Regions from separate parts of the Homo sapiens genome. Here all the other regions are linked to region 2. A link is a contact called in ENCODE Hi-C or POLR2A ChIA-PET data. All regions are on one chromosome and are shown on one strand. The core of a region is the stretch at or near the end of the contact, and the rest is flanking DNA. Distances in the headings are between cores, read along the strand shown.

The links. Hi-C counts contacts between places; a loop is a spot of excess contacts on that map. ChIA-PET counts read pairs that join two places held with the same protein, here RNA polymerase II (POLR2A). Pooled maps may share reads with other maps.
Region 1: a map of natural killer cell shows a loop between it and region 2 (15-fold over the local background). The contact joins two enhancer-like sites. A Hi-C loop is called at or near these places in 1 of 168 maps with a recorded cell type or tissue (natural killer cell), 1 of 37 single-sample maps with no recorded cell type and 6 of 50 pooled maps. POLR2A ChIA-PET finds 5 or more read pairs at or near these places in 1 of 52 experiments (B cell).
Region 3: a loop to region 2 is called in a pooled map, with 7 times the contacts of the local background. The contact joins the promoter of ACTN1 here to the enhancer-like site in region 2. A Hi-C loop is called at or near these places in 5 of 50 pooled maps.
Region 4: a pooled map shows a loop between it and region 2 (6-fold over the local background). The contact joins the promoter of RDH11 here to the enhancer-like site in region 2. A Hi-C loop is called at or near these places in 7 of 50 pooled maps. POLR2A ChIA-PET finds 5 or more read pairs at or near these places in 2 of 52 experiments (activated CD4-positive, alpha-beta T cell and activated T-cell).

The regions. Positions count from the first base shown.
Region 1 is chr14:68,839,701-68,842,882 of GRCh38, reverse strand. No RefSeq gene overlaps it. Among named protein-coding and RNA genes, the nearest start is that of ZFP36L1, 48 kb to the right of the region's middle. Within about 2 kb of position 1,287, at least 6 of the 41 ENCODE cell types and tissues checked have a DNase peak (open chromatin) inside an H3K27ac peak, as active enhancers do; they include natural killer cell, where a contact is called at or near this core.
Region 2 is chr14:68,209,621-68,212,632 of GRCh38, reverse strand. The region is part of intron 7 of RAD51B (RAD51 paralog B); the gene reads right to left. Among named protein-coding and RNA genes, the nearest start is that of RAD51B, 390 kb to the right of the region's middle. RefSeq lists enhancers at 1,425-1,704, 1,875-2,074. Within about 2 kb of position 1,677, at least 16 of the 41 ENCODE cell types and tissues checked have a DNase peak (open chromatin) inside an H3K27ac peak, as active enhancers do; they include natural killer cell, where a contact is called at or near this core.
Region 3 is chr14:68,977,761-68,981,134 of GRCh38, reverse strand. ACTN1 (actinin alpha 1) reads left to right here and starts at 1,833. Exons shown (of 22, transcript NM_001130004.2): 1 at 1,833-2,183. The coding sequence starts at 2,079. ACTN1-DT (ACTN1 divergent transcript) reads right to left here and starts at 1,453. Exons shown (of 4, transcript NR_073422.1): 1 at 1,351-1,453; 2 at 948-1,207. RefSeq lists a silencer at 1,776-1,825 and enhancers at 967-1,965, 1,966-2,965.
Region 4 is chr14:67,694,084-67,697,240 of GRCh38, reverse strand. RDH11 (retinol dehydrogenase 11) reads left to right here and starts at 1,477. Exons shown (of 7, transcript NM_016026.4): 1 at 1,477-1,611. The coding sequence starts at 1,538. It also overlaps a transcript of GPHN not described here. RefSeq lists enhancers at 1,160-1,209, 1,230-1,279, 1,324-1,960 and a silencer at 2,310-2,369.

The DNA.
Region 1 (3,182 bases), core at 38-2,537, 630 kb before region 2:
CATAGGGCTGTTAAGAGGATTAAACACAATAATCCTTTTGAAGCATGCAGCATAGTCCCTGGCAGCTAGTAAGGTCTCACAAGTGATTGTTGTTGTTGTCATTCATCATGATCATTAATATCAGTTGTCATCTGCTGGAAAAGGAGGGATTAGAAAAGGTGGGATATGGATAGGCACAGCCAAGACAAATGCGCGGGATGGGAAAAGCAATTCAAGCTGGAAAAGAAAGAACTCGTGGGAACAAAGGTGAAGAGGTAGGAGGGTGAGATTCTAAGTCCTCACTACTCAAAGTGTGGTCCAAAGACTCACCAGCAGCAGCTGCTCCTGGGTGCTTGTTAGAAGTGCAGAATCTTGGACCCCAGCCCAGGTCTACTCACCCAGAATCTGCAACTTTTCAAGCTGTTCAGGTGATTTGTTTGCTTGGGGGAGTTTGAGAAGCACAGCTATCAGCCATAACTCATGGGAGTGAACGATGCTGGTGCCACAGTGGGAGCAGCAGAGAGAAGGCTACAGAGGGATGGGGACCAATCAGTACATGTCCCTGAAATAGTTCCACGTGCAAGTTACTGCCCAGGATTCAATATTTGTTATAATTTTTCCCTTTGAGGTAAAACCTATATACAATGAAATATATACATGAACTGTACCTCTAAGTTTTAACAAGTGCATCTACCAATGTAAACTTGGACTCCAGTCAAGACATAAAACCTGACCAGCCACCCAGAAAGTTCCCTCATACCTCTTCCTAATCGATCCCTGCTCCAGTCCCTAGAGGCAGCAGTTGTTTTGACTTATTTTCTGCAATATAAATTACTTTGCCAGTTTTAGAATTCCGTACCCATGGAACTGTATGATAGGTACTGCTGTGTAACCCTTCATTTATGCAGCATAATGTTTTTAGACACATCTGTGTCACTGTATCAGTCATCTGTCCCTTTTTATTGCTGTGTGCTCTTCCGTTGTATAGGTATGTCACAGTTTGTTTATCCACTATGCTGTTTCTGATTTTTGGTTATTGTAATTAGGCTGCTAGGAAAATTTCTGTATGTCTTTTTGTGAACATACATTTATATTTCTCTTGGATAAATACCTAGAAGTGGGAGTGCTAGGTCATAGGGTAGGTTATGTTTAGTTTTATAAGAAACCACTAGCCCTATTCCAGAGTGGCTGTACCGTTTTATGCTTTTACCAACTGTATTAATCAGCTCAAGCTGCCATAACAAAATACCATAGGCAGAATGGCTTAAACAACAGACATTTATTTTCTCACAGTTCTGGAGGCAGGAAGCCCGAGGTCAGGGTGCCAGAGTGAGGGCTTTCTTCTAGCCAAGAAGGCCCCTGCCATCTTGCCGTGTGCTTACATGACCTTTTTTTTAAGTGTGTGAGTGGAGACAGAGAGAGAAAGAGAGAGAGAGAGAGGGTGCTCTTTAGTGTCTTTTCTTATAAGGACATTAATCCTATTGAATCAGGGCCCAGCCTTTATTACTTTATTTAACCTTAATCTTAACTTTAATGGTCCTATCACCAAATACTGTCACACGGGAGGTTTCAAGATAAGAATTTTGGAGGGACACAAACAATCAGTCTGTAACACCAACAATGTGTGAAAGTTCCAGTTTTGTCAGGTATTTTAATTTTAGCCATTCCTGTGGGTGTACAGGATATTTCATTGTGGTTTTATTTCCCTGATGACTAATGATGCTGATGATCTTATTTTTTCCATTTAAAAAATTGCAGTAATATACACATAACATAAAACGTACCAACTTAACCATTTTCTTTTTTTTCTTTTTTTTTTTTTTTGAAACAGGATCACACTCTGTTGCCCAGGCTGGAGTGCAGTGGTACGATCATGGCTCACTGCAGCCTTGACCTCTAGGGCTCAAGCAGTCCTCCTGCCCAGCCTCCCAAGTAGCTGAGCAGCTGGGACACAGGTATGCACCACCACACCTGGCTAATTATCTTTATTTTTATTTTTGTAGAGGCAGGGTCTCCCTATGTTGCCCAGGCTGGTCTTGAACTCCCAGCTCAACTGATCCTCTTGCCTCAGCCTCTCAGACTGTTGGGATCACAGGTTAAGATGAGGCCACCATGCCCGCCTCATCTTCATCATTTTTTAAGTGCACAGTTTAGTGGTATTAAGTGCATTCATAATGTTGTGCAACCAATCACCACCATCTGTCTCTAGAACACTTTTTATCTTGTAAAACTGAAACTCTATACTCACTAACCAATAATTCCCCATACCTCCATGTCCTGGCCCTGGAAACCAACATTCTACTTTCTGTTTCCATGGTTTTGACTACTCTAGGTACTTCACAGACTCACGCATTATTTGTCCTTCTGTGACTGGCCTATTTCAGGTAGCAAAATGTCCTCAAGGCTCATTCATGTTGTGGCATGTCAGAGGGTTTTTTTTTTTTAATTTTCAAGGCTAAATAATATTCTGTTTTTTTTCTTTTCTTTTTTTTGAGATGGAGTTTTGCTCTTGTTGCTCAGGCTGGAGTGCAATGGCACAATCTTGGCTCACTGCAACCTCTACCTCCCAGATTCAAGAGATTCTCCTGCCTCAGCTCCCGAGTAGCTGGGATTACAGGCATGAGCCACCACGCCTGGCTAACTTTGTATTTTTAGTAGAAGTGGGGTTTCTCCATGTTGGTCAGGCTGGTCTCAAACTCCTGACCTCAAATGATCCACCTGCCTTGGCCTCCCGAAGTGCTGGAATTACAGGCGTGAGCTGCTGCGCCTGGCCAAGGCTAAATAATATTCTGTTACATGTATATACCACATTATGCTTATCCATTCATCCAGTGATGGACATTTGGGTTACCTCCACATTTTAGCTATTGCAAATAATAATGCTATAAACATGGTGTACAAATATCTGAGACCCTTCTTTCAATTCTTTTGGGTATATACCCAGAAATGAAATTACTGGATCATATAGTAATTCTATTTTTAATTTTTTGAGAAACAGTAAATGCATCATTTTGCATTCCCAACAACGTTGAACAAAGGTTCCAATTTCTCCACATTTTCAGCAACACTTGTTATTTTCTGTTTTTTTGTTTTGTTTTGTTTTTTTAATAGTGACCATCCTAATGTATGTGAGTGGTATCTCATTATAGTTTTGATTTGTATGTCCCTAATTAGTGTGTTCATCCATTATTGCATTGCTATAA
Region 2 (3,012 bases), core at 428-2,927:
CACCAAACCCTATTGCTATCATTTCTCATAAATGATGTGATTACACTGGCAAATTCTGTCACTACCCAGTGCTGTGGTTCCAATGGAAAGTCCCCAGTAGTGAGTTAGGAGGGTTCTAAACCAGTCCAAATTGTTCAGCAAACTGCTGACCACCCAAAGGACACACATGGTGGTATTTACCTTGCTGCTGGTGCTGCTGTTGTTGCTGCTGCTAACAGCTCTATGTAAGGCTCTGAGTCAAGTATTTTACATGGATTGTCTAATTTAATTCTCAAAACAGCCCTCTGAGGTCAGTGTAAAGATAATATCCTTTTTAGAGCGGGGTCTTAGGTCATACAGCATGTAAGTGGCTGACCTAGTATTCAAACCCAGTTCAATCAGATTCTAGAGCCAAACTTCCAACCAAGTGCCATATTATCTCCCTTTTTTACTAAATGGCACTATTTCATTGTATGAACTGTACAGCTTGGGTCCAGTCCCAGCCTTGCAGGCACAGAAATTTGACCTTGTCAGTATCCCAGAGTTGAATAGACTTAGGCATGATGCCTTCCCCTGACGAAGTTCACAACAAACTGGTGGAGCAAACGAGAATGCCAATGTGTTGATTTACAACAGTTATGTATCTGTCATACAGACCATAACAATCTGACCAGAGCATTTTTCCCTTTAGAGGGTTCTACTTACAGAGGCAAACTGTAAACACAAGACATCATAATAGGAGGCATTTGCTATAGAACTTGAATGTTAAATTGAATTTCCAACAAAGAAGGACTTGCCAGTGACACTGAAACTTTGAAGACTACCAACATTCACATTTCTATGGACAGTTACTGTGGGTACAGGGCACAACCAGTGTTTGCCTCTGGGTGCTTCTGATGTCGACCAACCCCCTTTCTGACACACTGGTGCATTACTTACGTCTAGGCCAGTCTTTGGCCTAGAGACAATGACTTTCCTTAGGTGACTTTCCACAACTATGCTCTGATATCTGATGGTTTTATATATTAATTTATTTCCCAACCAAGTTGTTGAGTAACCTTCCCCACCATATCTAGTCTACAATCTATAATATAATTCACTCTGGCCTAAGGCCTTTAATTCATTTAAGAAAGCTAGGAGCTCTCCTACTTTCTTATGTTTTATTTTTCTTTTTTCCCCCTTAAAGCCATGTATACCATATTCAGTTGGCAACACAAAAGAGGTGCTACAATAGTGAAGGTGGTACAAAAACAGGACCTGAGATGTTCTTTTCATTCTTCTATCTTCTCCAAACATTGGTTTCAATGGGGAAAGCGGGTGGAGGGAGGGCAATGTGATTAGAGAGATTCTTGCAGGCAGGGAGCAAGGCCCTTGAACTAAAAGTGGAAGTAGCCTTATATTCAGATAAATCAGTCACTAGGCACTGGGTGGGGAGGGGAAAGGGTCACAAAGAATGTTCTGAGCTAGGCCACTTAATGATTTTAGACATGCCTACCTAGGAAATGCACCATGTGGCAATGCTCTTGTTCTGACCACAGCACATTAGTCAGAGAAACATCCTCAGAGAGAAGATCAAGGAAGACAAGGCACATGTTTGAGTGTGGGAACACAACTGACACTAAGTGAAGCTTGACAACCTGAAAATGAAAGTGACTGGAAATGAAGTGAAACCATTCTGTTAGTAAAGAATGGAATGCGAAAATGAAATGAACATTTTAAATAGAGCACACTGCCCTTCATTTTACTTGGTGACTCAGCCTGGGAGTTTCTGTAATACATACAGAATTCTGTTTGGTGAAGTGACCTACTTGCTCTTTGTGGGCGACCATATCGTGAACAGCTGGGGAGTAACTCACTCCACGTCAACATGATACTGATCACAAGCGCATTTCCTTGCTTTTGCAGAGTGCAATGGAGATTTCAAAGCACTTCTTCCCAAGTATTTTCTCCTTTAATTCTCACACAAACTCTGTGAGATTGTTGTCCATTTTGTTACAGGTAAGAAAACTATTTTAAGTTCAGTGTTTTTTCCATGATACTACAGCAGTGGCAGTTACTACTAGAGCTCATGCAGAATTCACTGAAGGCCACCAAGACACAAGACACACACAATGGTCATTCCATCACCCTTAAGTAACCTAAGGCCTGGTCATGTATATACATAGAATGGTATGTTACCATCCCTAATATCTTTAAGATCAAACCCACATGTACAAGAACATTTTTAAGGTAGTCCTATCTATTTGGCTCCAGAGTATTTGAATACTGCAATATAAATACTGATCACCTTTATTTGCTTCAGGCATGGTGTATAAAAATTGTCATCCCATTGAATAAATCCCTTGTTACCTGGTCTCAACGTTCCTAACTATAGAACTATTCTAAAGATATTCCTGGCTGGGTGCGGTGGCTCACACCTGTAATCCTAGCACTTTGGGAGGCTGAGGCAGGTGATTACCTCAGGTCAGGAGTTAGAGACCAGCCTGGCCAACATGGTGAAATCCTGTCTCTACTAAAAATACAAAAATTAGCTGGGCATGGTGGCGTACGCCTGTTGTCCTAGCTCCTCAGGAGGCTGAGGCAGGAAAATCACTTGAACCCGGGTGGCGGAGGTTGCAGTGAGCTGAGATGGCGCCACTGCACTCCAGCCTGGGTGACAGAGTAAGACTCTGTCTCAAAAAAAAAAAAAAAAGGTATTCCTAGAGTATGTTTCGCTCAGACTAATACAGCCTGATGAAATTCCAGTGCCAAATAAGGAAAAAGATCGTGTGCTCATGGAGGAATATTACTGCCTGGCAAGAAGCTTCCTTTAATACCACTTAAAAAGATTAGCAGGAGGAAGAAAATCACGATTACAATAAAAGAATTATCACTAAAATTTCTCAGTGCAATTCCTTTCTTTGATGCCTAAACACAGGACCTTCTATTCTAGCAAGATGGTAGTTAAGGCATGTGTATCCGAAGGGCAGGAGATCCCTAAGTGGGTACAGAATATCTTACAATCATCTTCCCAAAAGTAGATTAAAAGTGGAC
Region 3 (3,374 bases), core at 584-3,083, 770 kb before region 2:
AATTGACATATTTGCATTTTAAATTTAAATTTAAATTTAAATTTTTGCAGTTGATGCAGCCATTCATCCTACAAATACAGTCCTCCCTTAGTATTGGCAGGGTATTGGTTTCAGCATCCCCATGGATACCAAAATCTGAGGATGCTCAAGTCCCTCACAGTCAGCCTGGGTATCTGCGGGTTCTGAAGCCTGTGGATATAAAGGGCCAAATGCATATATGTATGTATATATTTTGAGACAGTCTTGTTTTGTCACCCAGGCCGGAGTGCAATGGTGAAAATGCACCTCACTGCAACCTCGACCTCCCAGGCTCAAGGGAGTCTCCCGCCTCAGCTTCCCAAGTAGCTGGGACTACAGGCGTGTACCACCATGCCCGGCTGATTTTTGTATTTTTAGTAAGGACGGGGTTTTGCCACGTTGGCCAGGCTGGTCTCCAACTCCTGGGCTCAAGCGATCTGCCCGCCTCAGCCTCTCAAAGTGCTGGGATTACAGGTGTGAGCCACCGCCACCGTGGCCAGCCTCAAATCCATAAATTAAGCTCTACTATGTGCTGGGTGCTGGGGTGGAAGACTGGCACATCTGTTGTTCACAAGACAGTGCATAACCTAGGAGAGGTTTATTTGCTACTGTTCTTCGGAACCGGGATCCCATAGAGGAGCCTGCCAGAACGCGAGGCCTGCTCCTTCCCGGGCATTAGCGCGTTTAGACTCTCCTCTTACTAAGCCCAGGGAAAGGAGTCCTGGCAGGTGGCAAGCAGAAGTTAGAGCTATTTAGTCACTCCCGCCCTCCATCCTCCTCCAATGACAATAAGGTTTTGTTTGTCAGGCATAAGGTTACCGGATTGGCCTGTGAAGTCCAGAAGCTCTTTCCGCGCTCGGCTCTTTGAGCCTCAGTTTCCCCATCTGTCAGGCGTGTGTATGTGGGAGGGGGGTACGGAGTAGATTTACCTAGATCACTCGGGGTTGTCCCTTCCAGTTTTGAGGGTGATGTCGGGGTGTCTGTGAGGAGGAGGGAGGACCCTGCCACGCGAAGGTAGTTTTGGTCGCAGCAGCCAGCCAAGTGTGCCCGCGGAGACCGGCAGGGAATTCCGGGAGGCCCCGCTGTGGAGCGGTCCCCAGAGCCCGAGGGCGAGCTAGAAGAGTTCCTGCGGCGAGGCGGGAACGCTCGGTAGCCTCTGAGAGCAGTTCGCTGGCGAGAAACCGGGTTCCTGCAGGGCAGGGATCAGCCGGGTCGCGCCTTGTAGGGTGGGGTGGGGTGGGGCGGGGCCGGGGGGGGCGGCGGTGGAGTCGTGAAATTCCCAAGAAATTCCTTTCCATTGCCCCACTCCGCCCCCTTTCCTAGGGTGCCGACCTGCCCAGACCCAGGTTCCCTGGGAAAGAGAAAATGAATGTTCTTCGGGTTTCCTCGCGTCCTTTCTCCAGCCCCCTCCCACCCCGGGGTTTGGAGCGCGCGTGGGAGCGCAATAACGGTGGCGGGGAACGGGTCCAATCCCGGCGGCTCCTGGGGTTCCCAAGCGCGCTGCCACTCAGTCCCCGAGCTCGGGGAGGCGTCTCCCGGCTTCGGTCCCGTTCAGCTTAAGCTGGCGTCACATGAGCCGCGGGGGAACGGGCACCGCGGGAGTGGGCGGGGGTGTGCGCGCCGGGAGGGGGCCGCCCAGTCCACCTATATGCGCCGCAGCCCGGCTGACGGATGCCAGGAATTCCCAATGAGAGGCGATGGGGGGAAGTTTGGGCAACTCGGCCTGGCCAATGGAGAGCCTCGGGAGGGCTCTGCCCCTTCCCCCCGCCCCCGCCCGCCTCGGCTCCCGCAGCGCTAGTGTGTCCGCCTAGTTCAGTGTGCGTGGAGATTAGGTCCAAGCGCCCGCCCAGAGGCAGGCAGTCCGCGAGCCCAGCCGCCGCTGTCGCCGCCAGTAGCAGCCTTCGCCAGCAGCGCCGCGGCGGAACCGGGCGCAGGGGAGCGAGCCCGGCCCCGCCAGCCCAGCCCAGCCCAGCCCTACTCCCTCCCCACGCCAGGGCAGCAGCCGTTGCTCAGAGAGAAGGTGGAGGAAGAAATCCAGACCCTAGCACGCGCGCACCATCATGGACCATTATGATTCTCAGCAAACCAACGATTACATGCAGCCAGAAGAGGACTGGGACCGGGACCTGCTCCTGGACCCGGCCTGGGAGAAGCAGCAGAGAAAGGTTAGCAGCCGCCCCCGCCCGCTGCAGCCCCCAGCCCCCAGCCCCCAGCCCCGACCCGCTCTGCCTGCCGGGCTCTCGGCTCCGGGCTCTGAACCGGTTCCGGGCGCGCACGGGAGGGGGCGGGGGCGGTGCGGCCGTTGCGAGGTGGGGTGTTGGGTTACAGGCGCCTGGCGGAAGCGGGAGCGCCCCTGCCCCGGAGCCCGGGAACGCCGGGCCGGAGCGCGGGGAGGTGGCGCCGCTGGCGGGCAGGTCTCCTTGGGGGTCCGTGGTCCAGGCCACCCTGCGGCTGTTGCAACCATCCCCGCGTGGGCTGTGCTCGGGGGCGGTGGTCTTCAGGCTGGGGCTGAGACCCCGGCTCGGGGCTGCTTGCTCCGGATCGATTTTCCCTTTTCTTCCGCCCCTGGCCACCTCTCCATATGGCGTGCGGTGGCAGCGCCGCTTCCTGGGCCGCCCTGGGTTCAACCTGAGCGGCGGGCCTCCCGGGACCCTGCTGCCCCTTAGGCGGAGGGGAGAGCGCCGGAGAGATCGGCGGCCGCCTCCGGATCTGCCTGGAGAAGGACCAGCTGGAGTGCGGCTGGGGACGAGAAAACTGGGGGGCGTACGCGGGCTCCCCCGCGGGCCCTGTGGGGGCGGGGTCAGGACAGCAGACCGTTTTATTGCTTAACTCAGTGGGTTGGAAGCTGTAACCCCGACATGGGCTTGCGCTACGTCCTGCCCCTCCGACCCCCGGGAAAGGTGGGCAGCTCGGTTCGAGTTGAGGGGCTGCAGAACGAGGGTCAGTCTTAGGGGATATTTGGGGCCAGTCACTGGGGATCCCTACTTAGCCACGGAGCTGCATCCCAGGCAGGCGCGGTGTGCCGGGTGCGCGCCCCGCCACGGGAGCTGGGCTCGGAGCTGGCGATGGGACCCGGGCACAGTGGCCAGTGGCAGGAAGAGGTCAGAAACCACTCGTGGTGGTGGGGGGAGGGCGCCTCAACCCTACCGCTGCTTCCTGCCTGCGCGGTGAGCCTGTGCCCCCAGGCGGCCACGTACCCTGAATACCCCTTTCCCTCCCCCTCCTCCCGGCTGCCCACTTCCATCCGGTCCCTCCCCGTTTCATACCCTCCCCACCCCCAGGCTGATCTGGGAATGGGGTTTTGGGTGGGGGGGGGACAGGATGGCGCGTCCCTTTGGATAGTGCGGTTAGGGCTG
Region 4 (3,157 bases), core at 228-2,727, 520 kb after region 2:
CTCATAACCTTCACCATGATTTATTTACAGTGATTACTTATTTAAGGTCTTCTCTGACAGTCCATGAACTCCGGGCGAGCAGAGATTATGTGTTCCTGGCTTCCTGCTGGACATCAGCACAGTGCCTAGTACACTATAGGAATGCCATAAATGTTTGTCAAATGCGTGAATGACTGAATAAGGAACAAAACAAATGAAAGGCTTTTATAAAGTTATAAAACCCAATACAAATATTAGGTAACACAATAATGAGAATGTGACAAAATGTGATGATTGCTAGGTAATCTAATGTTAAATTGGTAGGAATTAGTATTGTGTGAAGGAAACCCTCTCTTCTCCAATTTGCTATAAAATATATTAGTTCATTGGAACCCGTGTCTTTTAACCAAATGGAAATTATGCAAAAGGACCAGAAAATATTACTGGGTACAATTAAGGAATCACAGACAGATATTGATTGGTTAAAACACCCTCCACTTTCACCCCCAGGAAATAGGCCTCAGATGAAAGAAACTATTGAACAGGGAACCTATTTATTCACAGAGAACATATTCATGGCCTTAATTCAAGACAGGATTAAATACTTTCACGAGTTGGCAAAACCAACTGTGCCAATCTGAGATATTCATTGCTACCCTGGGAGTTAATGTATGTGACCCAAGCCATCAGGAAGACGATATTCTATTATCAATGAACACTCAAACACTAGAAAAATCATGATAGTTGCCACCATAATTCAAGATAGACACAATAAAGTGATTCTCCTGAGAATGTCTTCAAGGACTTATTGCTTCCTCTTCTCTGGAAAAAGGAATCCTCGAGGAGGAAGGGTTTACATTCCCCCACCTTCCCAACTGTCAGACTTCGGACCGCTCCTCTCCTGTCTAATCCGCCTTTCATTTCCCAGACGCCAACATCTGATCTCCAGGAGAAACAGTGCGGTAACTGCCTAACCAGGATTGGGGAAAACTGAACCAGGCACTGGACTTGGGTCTGGGGAGATAGAGGACTGCAGAGATTTCACAAACACCGCGGTGCCTAGTACACTATAGGAATAAGTGTACTATTCCTATAGTGTATACTTTTTTTTTTCCAGAAAAATCCCTCTGGGGTATGAGCACTATTTTCAGTTCTGGTTCAACTTTTCATTGAGATTCTATGTGGATAAGAGGATCTTGTAGTGAAAAAAAGATAAAAAGCAGTGTTTTCATCTGAGTGTGAGAAACCATGTGTGCCTAGAGGTGGGAGAACTGAGTATTCAGAAGGCAGAAAAAATAACTGAGAGCTGGGTGAATGATCCCACAGGCCCTAAGCCCTAGATGGTTGGGGATTAGCGATGTATAATTCAACTTCTGCCAGCGTTGGCGGCAGCGCTCCCACGTAGCCAGCCTGAGGCTGTCAAGCTCTGGACTACATTTCCCAGAAGGTCTGCTCCCCGGGCTGTCGCAATTTGAATTGGGGCGTGTCTAGAAAGAGAAGCCATAGTCGGCGAGCAACGCTGGAGCATCCCGCTCTGGTGCCGCTGCAGCCGGCAGAGATGGTTGAGCTCATGTTCCCGCTGTTGCTCCTCCTTCTGCCCTTCCTTCTGTATATGGCTGCGCCCCAAATCAGGTCTGTGCAAATGTATTGCCTTCTCTTGAGAATTCTTGTTGCGGGGCGGGAGGGAAACATAGAATCCCCACCAAAGCTTTCTTGGAAAACTCCCCTGGGGGGGCTCCAAGATGGCGGAGCCCAGAGTTCGGTGGGTTGGAGGCGAGGTCCAGCTGTCCTGGGTGCCAGGAGGACACCCGAGACCCCAGGCGGTGAGAAAGGGCGGCAGTCCGGGGCACACTGCTTTTCCCTGGCCTGTTTTTCTTTTGTCTAAGCACCCCCTGATTCTGGCTCCAGGGAATCCCGAGGGTAAGGCTACCTCAAACGCTTGAGTTTCGGACTCTTCAATGGGATATGGCCCGACGCTGTTTTCCCCTTATTCCCCACGCCTTAAACCAGCCTTCGAGGTACAAAGGAGCGATTCCACATTTCGCCCTCTGAAACTGATAGCAATCGTAACATCTGCGGCCCCATCCTTGCTCTCTCGTTGCTGTTACAATCGCTTGTTCTGTGGGCGGATGTTGTAAAGGAGAAAAGTGAAAAGGAAGAGTGTTTGGTTATGAGCTCTATCCTGCCTTGCGAGCAGGAGCACGGGGGATCTGAGTTAGGAGCTAGGGTACTGGGGCGGTGAGGGCTGGGAGAATGGTGGGAAGGTATTGACCAGGTGATAGATCAATCAGCCCAAGGCTGGCCAAGTGCCCCAGTGAATCAGCAGCGGGCTGTAAAACCGGCAGCCTGCTTATTGGTTCTAAGTAAATCACCAGTGGTGACGGACCAGTGACTGAATAGACAGACACACTCCTTCCCCAGGTGGGCGGTCTTAGTCCCAATAGAACTTGAAGCCAGGCCAGATCACAGTCATTTCTTACCACAGTCACCTACTTTCCTTCTTTTATTTTTATTTTCTCTTCCTTCTCTGGTGCCCCTCTTCCAGTTATATTTTTTCTGCCTTCTGAACACTCAGTTCTCCCACCTCTAGGCACACATGGTTTCTCACACTCAGATGAAAACACTGCTTTTTATCTTTTTTTCACTACAAGATCCTCTTATCCACATAGAATCTCAATGAAAAGTTGAACCAGAACTGAAAATAGTGCTCATACCCCAGAGGGATTTTTCTGGAAAAAAAAAAAATATATGTGTGTATATATATATATATATGTGTGTGTGTGTATATATATATATGTGTGTGTGTGTGTATATATATATATATATATATTCCAGGAGCTGTATTCCCAACTCAGCAGGGTTATGGGAGTCGGGCCAGAGCTGGACTTTTATAGTTGTCTCTTTCATTCCTGCTGGTTAAGGAGAAGAAAGAACTAAGTACAGGTCCTACTAAGTTGTCACTCCTGGAGCTACATACAGTAAGGGGATGTGGGAAACAGCCTAGAGGCTTGTTTTCTGAGGAGGGAGGTGATGGTTTGTGGGGACCATGAGTTAATCTGCCTCCCTGTCAGCATTTTCGCACTATGCAGGTAGCTTCAATGGCTAAGAGTATGTACCTTGCAATTCCAAGTTCAATGAAAAAGGCTGAAATGCTCTTTAAGAATGCATCTCCTGGTCA